Regions from separate parts of the Mus musculus genome. Here region 1 is linked to region 2. Evidence: chromatin loops called from intact Hi-C (ENCODE). Cell type or tissue: left cerebral cortex. All regions are shown on one strand.

The links. Peaks named below come from ENCODE experiments on the same cell type or tissue, not always from the same donor. Only the 100,000 strongest peaks of a DNase experiment are listed, where the experiment ranks them.
Region 1: a loop joins it to region 2, with 18 times the contacts of the local background. A loop is called at or near these places in 11 of 42 quality-filtered maps.

What each region holds. Positions count from the first base shown.
Region 1 is chr15:42,203,546-42,211,545 of GRCm38, forward strand. No RefSeq gene overlaps it. Among named protein-coding and RNA genes, the nearest start is that of Abra, 340 kb to the left of the region's middle. In left cerebral cortex, a CTCF peak has its summit at 4,080; a DNase peak (open chromatin) is centred at 4,080.
Region 2 is chr15:42,700,106-42,708,105 of GRCm38, forward strand. It overlaps Gm41314 (a long non-coding RNA gene), which reads left to right and starts at 4,650. Exons shown (of 4, transcript XR_875324.1): 1 at 4,650-5,080; 2 at 5,919-5,997. In left cerebral cortex, CTCF peaks have their summits at 4,646 (motif pointing left) and 6,950; a DNase peak (open chromatin) is centred at 4,653.

The sequences.
Region 1 (8,000 bases), 500 kb before region 2:
CCAAAGGTAATCTATAGATTTAATCAATCCCCATCAAAATCCCAACACAATTCTTCAAGGACATGGAAAGAGTAATTCTTAAATTCATCTGGAAAGGCAAAACTCCCAGAATAGCTAAAACAATTCCTAACAATAAAAGAATGGCTGAGGAATCACTGTCCCTGCCCTCAATCTTCACTATAGAGCAGTAGTGATTAAAAACTGCAGCCAGGCGGTGGTGGCGCACGCCTTTAATCCCAACACTTGGGAGGCAGAGGCTGGCAGATTTCTGAGTTCGAGGCCAGGCTGGTCTACAAAGTGAGTTCCAGGACAGCCAGGGCTATACAGAGAAACCCTGTCTCAAAACAAAAGAAAACAAACAAACAAACAAACAAAAAAAACTGCATGGTGTTGGTACAGAGACAGACATGTTGATCAATGGAAAAGAATTGAAGACCCAGAATTAAAACCACATACTTAAGGTCACTTGATCTTTGATAAAGATGTCAAAAATATACAATGGAACAAAGAAAGCATCTTCAATAAATGGTGCTGGTCTGTCTGTATGTAGAAGAATGAAAATAGCCCCATACTTGTCACCTTGTACAAAGCTAAACTCCAAGTGGGTCAAGGACCTCACCATAAAACCAGATACATTGAATCTAATAGTAGAGAAAGTGGGAAAGAGCCTTGAACTCATTGGCACAGGGGTAAATTTCCTAAACAGAATTTCAATGGCTCATGCTCTAAGATTAAGAATTAATAAATAGGACCTCATGAAATTGGAAAGCTTCTGTAAGGCAAAGGGCATAGTAAATAAGACAAATAAGCTACCTACAGATTGGAAAAAAAATCTTCACTAACTCCACATCCAATAGAGGGCCAATATCCAAAATATATAAGGAACTCAAGAAGTTAATCACCAAAAAATCCAAACAACTCAATCAAAAAATGAACTAAACTGAGAATTCACTAAACTCAGGAATCTTGAATGGCTGAGAAGCACCTGAAGAAATGTTCAAAATCCTTAGTGATCAGAGAAATGAAATAAACGACCCTGAGATTCCACCTTTTACCCATCAGAAGAGCTAAGATCAAAACCTCACGTGCCAACACATGTTTGAGAGAATGTGGAGAAAGAAGAACACTCTTCCATTGCTGCTGGGATTGCAATCTGGTACAACTACTCTGGAAATCAATCTGGAGGTTCCTCAGAAAATTGGAAATAGATCTACCTGAAGACCCAGCTATACCACTCTTGGTAATATACTCAAAAGATGCCCTACCACGTCACAGGGGAACATATTCCACCATGTTCATAGCAGCCTTACTTGTGATAGCCAGAACCTGGAAACAACCCAGATGTCCCATGACAGAAGAATGGATATAGAAAATGTGGTTCATTTACACATTGTAATACTACTCAGCTATTAAGAATGAGGACATCCTGAGTTTTGCAGGCAAATGGATGGAACTAGAAAATATCATCTGAGATTACTCAGACCCAAAAGGACATGCATGGTATATTCTCTCTAATGAGTGCATATTAGCCAAAATAAAGTACAGAATACCCAAGATAGAGTCCAGCACAATTGAAAACAGGGGATAAAACAAAACAAAACAACATCAACAAAAAAGAAAAATTTCTCAAGACATAAAGTGCAATAGATATGAGAGATACGAGAAATAGTTCTCATCATTAGCCATCAGGAAAATATAAATTAAAACCACAATTAGCATATAGTTGTTATGACAACTATTATTATAGATAATAAGGCTAATGAGGGTGAAACCTAATGGAATTTCCCCCATATTGCCATCAATCTAAAACTAGAACTGATATCAAATACAGCAGATACACCTCTTAGAGAATATGTCTTAAAGATGCTAATTATCTATGTGTACATACATATTTCTTATTTGGTTTCTGCATTACTCCCTATGAAAGATAATATGTCAATGAACGGAAAAAGAATTAGAATATAAACAAGAAAGACATAAAACAGAATTTTAAACGAAGAAACCTACCGTTCACAATTGTAAACATAAGCCTAGAAGACATCGCCATAAATGAAATAAACTAAACACAGAAACAAACAGGCAAACAACAACCAGGGCATGACATTTCTTTGTGTAATGAAAAACTGTTGAATCCATAGCAACAAAATGTATAAGAATGATTAATAGCTGAGCAGATTTAAAAATGAAGTAATTTGGGCCAAGTGGATAAAAGTAGTAGATATATTGGGTGAATAAATATATATTTCATGTACATTATAAGCACTAAAGTCAATATCATATTACATCAGGAAAAGTATCAAGATATTCTATTTTAGATGTTCTTCTTATAGACAGATACACTAAATGAATAATTAATAAAAGGTTATAGTTCGAATAACTTTAATAATGTTAGCAAGCATTTCAATGGATAGATAGCTAGTAGATGGCAGATAGATAGGTATGACATCCTTTAATGTAGTTTATGAAACAATGAGGGTAATTTTTAAGAAGGATTTTAAGTTAAAAGTTCAGTCAGGATAGGAAGGAAGGAAGCACCATGGTGTGGTAGGTAAGGTATAGAAAAAGAACTAAAAACTATTTGGATCAATTTACTATTCTATGGATTTATGACATGTTCCAAAGTGGATAATTGCAAATATTGCCTCATATCTTACCTAATCAACCGTTGATGGCAAGCTCTGTAGTCATGAGGTTAATCCCAAGTCACTGTAAATCAAGTGGAATGCAAAGAACAGAGGGGTAACTTGATGCAGAAATACCTCCTGCCCTTTTCTGAACCACATTCAATGAAGTCTGGTATTCTAATATAGAGAATTATGTGCTTATATGACTACTAATAAAGATATCTTTCCCAGTATCATGATTCAAAACAATTTTTTTCTCATGTTAATCAAGAAAATTCAAAATGCTTAAGTGTTTGTTGACATCCCCACTAACGGCATATATGGAAATGCTTATGAGGACTGCTGGCACATGCTACTGAATACCAGTGTTAACCTCAACCTATGGACACTTGTCAGCTTGAAGAGTGAACTGTGTATACCTGCTGGGATTGCCATGGTGATTAACTCCACTGACCCTTTCATCAGTTCCTATTTTTCAGGATTTGGAGTTCAAAGGAAGGCCTACACTTTAGTCCATTACAAAGAAGCAGAGGCTCCGCACCCTGTGCTAAGCTTTCCTGGATTGCTTCTACATGCCTAAGAAGCGGTGCATACTCAAAAGATATTTTCTAGGTTTCCATTTGACTTTTACTTTTCCTGCGAGTCTCCGCAGCACACGAACCATCTCCATTTTAAGTTTTAAAGGCTATACAAATATGTGTTGAACCAAGATTAGGAAAAAGGTAACTATACAAATACTATAGATAAAGTTCTCTTCTCATCCTGCCTCTTGTTAGTATATTATATATTATATAAATATATAATAGTGTATTATAACAGAGCATGTTATAATAATAGCACTGGGAAACATCCTTGTACTATTTTTTTAGGGGTGTCTTCCTACTTGTAGTTTGTGCTTGTACAACTTTGTGTGTTGCTAAAAAATATTTACATAAATTTATAAACCTCTAAACTTGACTTGCCAGCAGTTTCAAATTTACGGAATCTTTAACATTCTACTAAGAATTGAATTTCATGTACAGACTGTGGGCATAGCATGTAAAATGAAATATATATATTAGCATTAAGCAGGTTGGTGCAGAAGTAGAAGAAGGTGGTTCATGTGGGCAATATACCTCCCTTGGGTCCAATCCTGGTTAACTTAAGCCTTACAGCTAATAGGTCTTATCACAGTCTGTGACATGGAACTGGCCAGAGGCCCAGATCCAGAGCATTTAATTGGATGAATGACGATTAATCTGGAGACAATATAAATCAAAGGATTCAAGGAATGGGGCTGTTCTGTTCATCACAAGTGGCATCTTTGGCAAATTAATAACCCCCACTCTCTCAGCACAGACAAATCGAGTCCTGTTAATCTTTGTGCAAGGCTCAACATAAGAAAAGGTTTGACTTTCCAGGATGCCCAGCCTCTGTGGCCCAGCCTTACTGAAAGGCAGATGTAACATAATCTGTGAGCCAGCAGATGTCGTACATACATTGTTCATTATTTGCTTTGTCCAAGTACAGAGCAAGCACTCGGACGAAAGAGGACCATTGCTGCAGCAGTTAAGTAATTCAGAGGATTCTACTCTGAGTAGTGTTGAAGTTGCTGGTAAAATTTACTTCCTCTAAAAGTGTATGAGTGGTTCATGAAAATAGCTTCATTCATAGGAAGCATTTTAAAAAGTGAAACATAATAATTGCTTTTGTGACTGTTCAATTTTTCTGCCAATATTTTTTAATATTTAATTTTCCCTAAGATGATTTTAATTTTAATTCATGTCTGATTGCTTTCCATTTAGTCACGACTTGCTAGTTTCTAAGAATACTGAGTTAAATGAGATTTCCCCTCTCAGTGACATGGCTTCAGAAATAAGCTGACTAACAGAAGTCAACTACGGTGTTGTCTAGGGTTAGGGCCTCTGGAAAGAAATACTGAGATACACTATGGGTGAGCACTTGTGAGGATATGGTGAAGGGAACAGAATTAAGCAAAGGGAATGGCCAATGAATGTAATATTTTGCCAAAATACTAGCCAGTACAGTGGGGCTATTGGAATACATACATATTCTTTAGGACCTGACCCACATTAGCCAGGTGATTAAAATCTCTCATTAGCCAATTGCTGGATAGGTTTTCCTGTGTGCTGGATGCTATCTTCGAGAATCTGTAGGACCCTGGCCGAGCTAGAGTGGCCAAAGAGTTGAGCTCTCTGAAAGGGAGAGGGAGTTGGGTCAAGGCAGGCTGCTGGGTCTCTTCTGGCCACCACTGTTCTAGCATAAGTGGCACACAATGGGATGATAGTGACCAACAGGGCTCAGTGGGACAGCAGGGAGTACCAGGTGGTTAGGAGCTAAGGTTGGGGCCACAGAGATGGAAGTGACTGTGGTAGGTTCAAACAGCTTCCAACTACAAAAGCTTCATGAAAGAATTCACTTCCCCAAAGTGTTACACCTCTATCTATGACAGATGCTCTCAGATCTTTGATGAAATAGCACACGCACTTTATTCCTTGTGGACAGGGTCTTTTATACATTTTGGGGTGGGTTGGGGTCTAAAAGGAGATGCTTCCTATTTGCTTGGTCTGAGATGTTAATGATGCTTCATCTGCATGTAAAGGCGCTTCAGGCACTGCCCTACAGGACTGATTGTCAGTATCCTCTTCGTGGGGTGTCATGGTCACCTGTTCCAGGACAGGAACCTGGCTGGGAGTAAATAAAATGGCTACTGTTCTTAGGTATGAATGCACTGGGGTTTCTTTTTCTTTTCTTTTTTTTTTTATGTTTTTACATAAAAAGAGTTTACTTATAGAAATATACCCAAGAACACAATTAGACAGATACAAAATATAATTTCAAAGCTATTAGAGCCCAACAAATTTAAAATGATGTAATGCAAACATCAAAGCAAGCTAACAACAAAACAGTAAGTTAAAAAAGGAATCAGAGAATCATCTAGCTAAATCTATGGTTACTATGTGAGTCAAAATACAGGAGAGTCCAAACACTTTGTGGCTCAGCTCAAGAAAGTTACTATAAGGTTATAATGAGAAACTCCTGAATCTATGGGTTTTTATTTTGTTTCATTTTATTTATTTTTTTATTGGGCATTTATTTCATTTACATTTCCAATGCTATCCCAAAAGTCCCCCACAGGCTCCCCCACCCACTCCCACTTCTTGGCCCTGGCGTTCCCCTGTACTGAGGCATATAAAGTTTTCAAGACCAATGGGCCTCTCTTACCACTGATGGCCTACTAGGCCATCTTCTGATTCATATGCAGCTAGAAACATGAGCATCGGGGGAGGGGGGTATTGGTTAGTTCATATTGTTGTTCCACCTATAGGATTGCAGATCCCTTCAGCTCCTTGGGTACTTTCTCTAGCTTCTCCATTGGGGGCCCTGTGATCCATCCAATAGCTGACTGTGAGCATCCACTTCTGTGTTTGCCAGGCCCCGGCACAGTCTCACAAGAGACAGCCATATCTGGGTCCTTTCAGCAAAATCTTGCTAGTGTATGCAATGGTGTCAGCGTTTGGAAGCTGATTATGGGATGGATCCCCGGATATGGCAGTTTCTAGATGGTCCATCCTTTCGTCTCAGCTCCAAACTTTGTCACTGTAACTCCTTCTACGGGTGTTTTGTTCCCAATTCTAAGAAGGGGCAAAGTGTCCACACTTTGGTCTTCGTTCTTCTTGAGTTTCATGCGTTTAGCAAATTGTATCTTCTATCTTGGCTATTCTAAGTTTCTGGGCTAATATGCACTTATCAGTGAGTACATATTGTGTGAGTTCTTTTGTGATTAGGTTACCTCACTCAGGATAATGTCCTCCAGGTCCATCCATTTGGCTAGGAATTTCATAAATTCATTCTTTTTAATAGCTGAGTAGTACTCCATTGTGTAAATGTACCACATTTTCTGTATCCATTCCTCTGTTGAGGGGCACCTGGGTTCTTTCCAGCTTCTGGCTATTACAAATAAGGCTGTTATGAACATAGTGGAGCATGTGTTCTTCTTACCAGTTGGAACATCTTCTGGATATATGCCCAAGAGAGGTATTGCTGGATCCTCCGGTAGTACTATGTCCAATTTTCTGAGGAACTGCCAGACTGATTTCCAGAGTGGTTGTACAAGCTTGCAATCCCACCAACAATGGAGGAGTGTTCCTCTTTCTCCACATCCCCGCCAGCATCTGCTGTCACCTGAATTTTTGATCTTAGCCATTCTGACTGGTGTGAGGTGGAATCTCAGGGTTGTTTTGATTTGCATTTCCCTGATGTTTAAGGATGTTGAACATTTTTTCAGTTGCTTCTCAGCCATTCAGTATTCCTCAGGTGAGAATTCTTTGTTTAGCTCTGAGCCCCATTTTTAATGGGGTTATTAGATTTTCTGGAGTTCACCTTCTTGAGTTCTTTATATATATTGGATATTAGTTCCCTATCTGATTTAGGATAGGTAAAGATGCTTTCCCAAACTGTTGGTCGCCTTTTTGTCTTATTGACGGTGTCTTTTGCCTTGCAGAAGCTTTGCAATTTTATGAGGTCCCATTTGTCAATTCTTGATCTTACAGCACAAGCCATTGCTGTTCTATTCAGGAATTTTTCCCCTGTGCCCATCTCTTCGAGGGTTTTCCCTACTTTCTCCTCAATAAGTTTCAATGTCTCTGGTTTTATGTGGAGTTCCTTAATCCATTTAGATTTGACCTTTGTACTGGGGTTTCTTAATCTGATTAAATTTACCAAGGTTTTTTTCTGTCTCGTGGCACAGTCCACTGCCCCACAGATAAGTACAAAATTTCTGTGGACAGATCAGGTAGATATTGAATCTGATAGCTTAAGACTACATATGGGCATTCTCCCTCAAATCTTGGAGGAAATGAGGCAGGTCTCTTCTTGTATGGAGATCCAGGTGTTGCATCTCTGTGGAAACCAAATATTCATTGTGATGGGGACCTTAGAAGAAGATTACAGGTTAGCTTTTGAGATCTGGGCATGGATTATGAGTTCACAGAATACCTTAGATTCATTCATAATTATATTGAAGATTTGGGAGCCTGCCAGAAGCAAGCAGGTATATGGTGGAATGATGTGCGAGAAAGAGAAACCAAGTAGCTTGTGGGCTATGAAGAGAGGTGGAACTGCAGAACAACAGCAGTGATGAATAGCCTGATGTGAGAGTCCTGCGCAGCAACCAGAGACAAGAGTATTGCCATGCTGTACCAAGAGTCATGTCTGGGACTGCAGTCCTGCTGCAACCAGGGCCTTTGTTGCTGTCTGTGGCCACATTACCACAAAAGACTATGAGAATATTTATGTCTGTACTGCAGCCTAAAACTATGATGATTCCTGAGAGGTTCACTGAGTTGGTTCTGCTCCACATGCCAGTGGTGACAT
Region 2 (8,000 bases):
CAGATCTGAGCCAATCCTACTGTTCAGCTGCTTATAAAGCACGACAGCTTGTATTCTGGGTAAAATTACTTTATGCCACATGTTTCTGTTAACTGTCAACTCACTTATATTCAGAAGATAAGTTCCCAAGAGCAAGCAGCAATCATTAACTAAGTGTGAAATAGTCAACTTACTTATGGGTAGATATTGTGCCTATAGATATCATGTACAATAAAAGCTTGAGCTGAATAATTATTTACTCTTTTACTTACTCAACTAATGCATGCTGAGGACCCACTATGTGCTGGTTCTCTGCAATTCCCAAAGACTATCACAGTATAATAATAAATACAGCAATGCTATAAACAATGGCTACTTGTGTACACTCTATTTGACATGCCATGCTAAGCCATATATGTGTCTCAGATCATTCCCTTTATAGAAAAATTCATAACATGTGTATGTTGCTGTTCTATATTAAGATGCCAACACTTAGACACACTGATTCTTCATGTGAAGTCAGAATTGGCAAACAGCAAAGCCACAGTTTGATCCAGAGTCCTTAGAACTCCTACGTTCTGTTCCCAAGCATTACTGATACCATTGCCACTGTGCATTGTATCATAACCCCCAGTCCTGCTCTCTCCTGGACCCATACTGTGAAAATGAACAGTGTCAGGCAGGGATCACTTCAATGATTTTTAGGTAACAAAGGCTAATTAAATCAAATAAAAATGATAGGTTTTTGAATCAGACAACTTTTGAGCATATGGTGATGTTAGTATTTGATGAATATTAACTGATGGTAGTTAATGACAAACTATAGTTAATGTAGTTGCACTGCATGACCCTTGAGGTACCTTCCAAGCAAGAGAGTCTGTGATTAAAGAAGTGGCTGAATCTAGTTGTTCCTAGATTCTATCTCTAGACTGTCTCTTGAAAAATAATCACATTTTGTTCAGGCTATTTTCATAGTAGTAAACTGGGCTAAATAAGACACTTAAAAAGAGGTCACTCATAAAAGAGTGGCTCAAGAGGGACAAACATCATCTCTAATTGGATTCCATGTCAATAAAGAACTAACGATTAAAACTACATGGCTGATACGTCACTTGGCATAATGGAAGGACCACAAAAGGAAAAGTATTGATTTGTCTAATTGTATAACTCATAAGATCTCCAAAAATGCTCATCTATACTTTTCTAAATCCAATGTGTCAAAAATTCCTTCAGAAGACTTTGGTCAGCTCAGTTTGTAGGAATTTGATTGGTGCAGAAAACTATGGTTGATCTTGAATATACTTAAAAAGATAATTCTTGGACTTCATGCAAATTCCTTTTTGTTCTGTAACTTCAACTCCTGCTTAGACACATCATCTCATCATAATCCATAATCCATAATCAAGAACACTTGGACAATTTCCTCCTAGCTAAGTTATTAGGATGGTTTCCTGGGTTATAGACTATTCCCAACCTAATGGCCACTCATTGGCAAGAGAAAGAAGTCCCCTTTGTAATTAACAGGAAAACATAACAAAACAAAATCTACATAGTATTCCAACATTTTGACCATATTTACCAGGTCTTTGACCTATTTACCTTTCCATAAACTTAGAGTTAAAGTACAAATCCTATACTGGGGTTTATAAGTTTTGTTTAACAAATCCTATACTGGGGTTTATAAGTTTTGTTTAACATACTTATCAGTGGAGAGGAATCATTCTAGATGTCCCCAAGTCTGAGTTGCTATAACATGTCTTGAGCCAAACTCCATTTATGCACAAAAACTTTCATTCTGGGCTTCATGGCAAGGGCTGGGATATTGTGTACCAATTCATATCTTTAATGTATCTTTTTCCCCGTTGGAAACAATATTTTCACAGGAATTTTGGAGCTGGGTCAACCAGTGATCTGAATTATATTTAAACGTGGTCCTGATGTTTTTTAAAGGAGCATTTTTAGCAAACCAAACAAAATGCTTACATAAGCCAGGAAAGGTTGTAGCAACAATATGATCATGCTATAATTATTGCCATTTAAGAAAAATAGAGATTGTATGAATAGAACCAGGGAGTTGACCAACTGTTTAGGCTTCAGATGGAAGCACTCCAATGAAAATCTGCCTGGTGATTAAAGTGCCGACCTTGAGAAACACAAATCTTACACCAGAGCCTACCTCTGTCACTCACTGAGTGACCTTGGCCATGTTACAGTGCTCTCTCTTTCCACAAGTCTACCTCACAGAACTATAATGTGGTTTCAATGTGCTAATGTATTTCGACATTCTCATTCCCCTGCTTGGCACATAAGAACCACTCTGTAGTGTGTGCTGGGTTTTATTCATTCAGCTATTGAAAGTCTACAATTGTCAAAGACGGACAAATGTAAAGCAATAAACAAGAAAAACTACACAGTGGTGAGAAATGGTTTTGTTACGTTTTGGAAAAAAGTTTTTAAGTTTTGTGTTTTTGTGTGCTCTTAGATAGTTTGGGGACAGATGCTATTTTCTTGGATAGCTTGCATGCATCCTGTCAAGATGAAATGTCCATTTAAATGTCTTTAAGTGACATTTAGGATATAATAGTTAATTTGTATTGGCTTATTTATCTCTGCCACAGGTCAGTTCTGAAAACACAGGGCATACATACTGGAACAGTAATGAAGTTAAGGCTACCAGAGTTCTTTATGAGCCTTGTGACGACTGAGATCATATGATGGACAGCTGAAGAGAACAGGAGGATTAGAGGCAGCTCTGAAAACAGCACCTTTGGAACCAATGTGTCTCTGCAACGAGAAACCTTTGCTCAAGCACGTGCTACAATGTTCAGTGTCTGTAGAAGTCAAGAGACAGGATCTCCTTGGGACTCTGCTTCTGGTCATTCGCTCACTTAGGAACTTGATCTCTGGGACAGCATATACAAAGGCTTATGATTCACTTAGAAAACATACAACTCTGTATGTGCATGTATGGGACACAGAATGTGCTGAATTATAGATACAAACACATATATAATTACATGTATTATTTAAATTTAGTGTGTTATGTATTATATATTTATATTAAATAGAGAGAATATAATATATATTTCTAAATATATTTAATTATATATACATAATTATGTATACGTACATATATATGTTTTCATATTCTCGGTTCTCATAAGTGAACATTAAGAAAACAATCACTCCTAACCTCAGCTTTCTCATTCACAAAATAAGGTTCTTAAATAGAAATGGATCCCAATGCATTCCACTTTGTAGGCAGTATGATTCTTTTTTACCCCTCAGCTAATAATTACCTTTTAATTATCTGAAGAATGTAAAACCAATTTTTATTTAAAAATTAGTGTGAGTATATACATGGAAAAAGTGTACTGTGAATGAGTGTTTGAGTTGAGGTTTAGAAGACTATTTTTCAGCTGGGGAACAAAGTACGAATAAACACAAACAAAATTTTATTTCAAGGGAACTGACCAGGTGGGATGATTATACAAAATAGATGCAAATTAACAATGAAGGTTTTACAATCAGAACTATATGACTTTAAATCCTAGGCTCATGACAGTGCTAGGGGATAGATTATTATGAAATCTTTCGGGTCAGTCTTTATTGTCAAAGGACAGCACATACTTGTTGCTCTATTGAAAAGATCAACGCCACATCATCTAGCATGGGAACTGCTTCATTGAACACCTTCAAATATTACCTGTGTGCCGATCCTCTCTACAAGTGTTTCTGCTGAGGATAAGAACTTGTGGGTTCACCAAAAGCAACCATGACTTACAGGAATACTTTTTGGAAATATGTACTTCACAATTATTATCAGCTTGTACTTTAGGGTCTCACATTTATATACAAATTCCAGGTCTGTCATGTATTATTTACTTATTTACATTCTGAGAAAGGCAGTCTTTCTTCTCCTAACTAGATGGTATGAGGTTTATGAAAGAAAGTGTAGCACAGCCTCTAGTACGTAGCAACCGAATACATGATAGTCGCTTTAGCACACTTATATTCTTCAAGCTTGGAGTAGTTAATGGAATGAAAAGGCATGTCAATCAATATTTCTGGAGAAACGAATGAGAAGACGAATATTCCTTGGTTGTTGAACTACACGCAGACTCTCAATGTCTTCTTGGAGTGAGGCAGGTCCTAGGATCTCACAGCTTCCTATAGAAGGCATGTCATTTTCAAAGACGTCTTACTTGACATGTAAACAATGCCCAGTAAACCTCTTGTGTTCTTTTTATGGAAGCAGCTAGCAGCTAGGGGTTGTACATGTTTTTGTTTTTTTTCCACTCAGTTATAAAACTGTTTCATGATACTTTTCTTAGGTGTTCAGTCAAATGGGGGTGCTCAAAAAGGAGAAAATGGGACTGAAAGCTTTAGGAAATCTAAAATGAAGTTGAGTTAGCTCCATTGAGTATTCCTGAAGTAGTTATACAAAAAAGACCTAAAAAAAGTGTTCACTTCATACATAAGCATGTTTTTAAATGTGTGAAAGACATTAAATGAATAAAAATGAACAAGCCACCATTAAAAATTTATACTTCATTGGATAATCTATAGGATCCAAAGTTAACAAAAATTTTATTACTAAAAATCTTTAAATGCAATTAAATCATTTTAGACCAACTTTTAATCATCAATTATGTGTGGGCTCCCTCTGCTGGATCTTCACACTCTGAATACTGGGAGAGGTTTAGTACCATATAGTTAGTTACCTAACCAAAAACTTTACTCATATTGTTGCAATAAACATAAAATGACCATGCCCAATTTCAAACCCACAGTTCAATATTTTGTCAGATGATGAAGTTAAAATCAGTTGTAGCTGTAATTTTCATCATCATTGAGAAACAGGGCTTTTATTTGGGTTTGGGTCAGAGTGTAAGTGTTTTGAGTGCTTTAGTTTATCTTTTGAAAGGGTGTAGATGCTCTTTGTAGAGGGTCACATGTGGTCCATGGTGCTGGTTGCCAGGGTAACCATGTCCTCTGTCTGTACATGTCAAGGCCAATTGCTTCTTTGGAGACAACTGGATTATCAGTTGGAAGGAAACAGAAAGAATGCAAATTACGATGTTGCCATTGCTTCAGAAAGGTATGGTTATATGAAGCCGACTCAGAGGCATCTTCATATCCATAGCAAGTTTCTTTAATGTTAACAACATTGTCATTGTTTTTCACTCACCAGTCCACCCTGGTGAATGCTTAGCCACCTCCTTCTTTTGAAGCAGAGGGTTCTTTATTTGCTGAGCTTGAAAAAGGATGTGAGAACAAGAATGTTCATTAATATAGTTAGAACTTTTCTCTACCTTCAGCCATAAGCTATTAACCCAAAACACTGTTAATGTGTTATCTTTCCAATATACAAAGCATATCTAATAAAGTTTTCTCTTCAAGAATATGGCACAGTGATCCTGAATTCAGGCACTACGCTCTAACAATTGTTGGAAGAGAGTTGTAATTAAGATAAGTTTCACTTTAAGACTAGCAAAGTCTTGGTTAGCTTTGTCTTTAGGAAGAACATAATTAAAATGTTTTATTGTAGACCAGAATCTGATTTGGTCCTTCTAATGTAGTTTCTTATAATGAGATGTCCAAAATTAAATTTTGTTTTTCATCAGCTTATGTAAAGTACAATTTATGTGTGAAAATTTACAAATATTATACTTTATTGTTATTATTATTACTAATGTTTTTTTTATAGTTAAGACAGTGTGTGGTCATGTCTCCTAGGTTGCTTGAGCCAGCTATCCTCCTGTCTCAGTTTCCCAAATGTTGTAATTGTAGGCATGTGACACCATCCTGGTTTATTATTTAACTTTTATCACTGAGTTTCCAAACCCATTTAACAAGATAAATTTTACATCATACATAAACACAACCATAAAATGTATCAATGGTTCTAAAATAAGCCTTTTTTATAATCTTCACAGAGTTCATTAAAGTGAAAGGCACCATTGATAATTGATGCCCCTTTGATGCCTTGGACAAGCAAGGTGTTGAGAGATGCAGGTAAGGGCTGCTATCCAGCTCTGGACACAAGGGCTAATGTCGGGGACATAAATGCCAAGACTCTATTCTCTGAGACAAGATTTAGGAGCCTCGTGAGATTATTGATTAATAAGAATGGAAAAGAGCTCAAAGTGAAGGTGTTCTGTAAGTAGAGAGACCCGTGGAATTTTAAAGTCACAATATGCAAAATAGATATAAAATAGTTTATAATCTTAGAATGATAATATTAAGAACATATTGAGTTAAGAAAAGAATGTTAAAATTAATCTCACCAGTTTGTTTAACTTGGAACCTTAAAACTACTTTGTTTTGCCCAGTGTTGGACAGGATGATTCTAATTGCTCTCATAAAGGAGCTCTTTCAGAGGAATCATAGAAGACAGAGATTAGAATGTGTAGGCTATAGAAAGAGTGTTGAGGAACACCCATAATTAGCAGGTGCATTAAAAAATAGGGAAACTGGCAAGAGATGAGGGAGTGATCTGGGACAAGAGTGTCAAAGAATGTGGTCAGACATGTGTTGCAGAGTGCCAGGGAGGAGAAGGTAGTTAGGTTTGCTAGATAGGGAACCACTGGCCATTGAACCTGTGACAGAATAGTTGTAGTGGGAGCCAGTTTGAAAACCAGCTAGGGACAAGGGTCAAAATTATTCTTTCAAGAAAGTAAAAAAAACATGTGAGTATTAGTATGGTTAGGAGGAGAAACCAGTGGAGGGGCAAAGACTCAAGATCATTTAGATCCTCAGTACCAGTTTTCCAATTAATTCACTTAGGCGGGATTTGGGGTACCCTGTAAAGATGGTTACAAAGAAGGAAACAAGCTTCCAGATGTATTACCTACAATTTTTATCTGTAACATCTATGCAGTATCTAAGATTCTTTACTGTGTTATCACTATTCTCTGAGATGGTGCAGTCTGAGAGCTACCAGCAGGAGGCTGTGGGTTTTACACCTGAGAGAATTGGGATAGTCACTGGAGAGGCAATCACTTTGGAAAAATAAAGGACTTGGAAGAAAGTATTAGTGAGGGAGTGGATTTGGGGGTACTCTGGCATGGCTCTGCTTCCAGACTTACCCAAGGACATCACTCAAAGAAAATGGAGATAAGGGAGCCTTTTGTTGTTGTTTGGATATAAATGAAACTGTAGAAAGCTCTTATGGGCTGGTAATATTTTTTCTTCCAAAAGTTAACATGCAGATGCCATAACCTCCAAATGCAGTTATATTTGGAGATGGTACCTAAGGCAGTAATCAAAGCTCCATAATAGAGTAGGACTATCCATAGGGAAAGAGACATCAATCTCCTCCCTCCTGCCCTCTCTTCCTCCCTCCCCTTTTCCCTCCACACTCTCTCCCCCAACACTGATAAGAGGCCTTGAGCCTTGGCCATAGACTTCCAGTTTCCTAACAGTAAGAAAATATGGCCATGTTTATAAATTACAGTCTGTGATATATTGAAATGACACTGAACAGATGAAGAGAAGAGAACCACAACTCTAGGTCTCTTACTTGTTGTCCTCCTGCCTCAAGCACTCTGCATGCTAGACTTTCAGGATTACTACTATATAAGGCTTAGAATATATATAGTGTTTCCAAAGCCAGGAGAAGAGATATCTGGAAGATGACAGGAGTGAATAGCCACTTTATACCTAGTGCTAATTGCTGACCTTGGTCTCACCTCTGTGCCATGCAGCACCGCGTCAAGTGCTGCATGTTTTGGTTATGGCCTAGGGGCTGGGCTTCCGCATGATACCCCTGTGCATCAACAGGCCGAAGACCGGCATTTTTCTCCCATGGGGATACCTGCTTACTATGACCTACTCATCGAAACTGCCAGTGCTGTTTTTCAAGCCTGTATCACTCATGAATTAGCTTTACCAAGACTCTCTACCCATCACCCACCATTGTGTGAGCCATTTATCTATAGTTAACCCTTCAACATGTACACTATATTACAGATTTCTTACTCCTTTGACTTCTCTGGTTGAACACTGGCTGATACAGA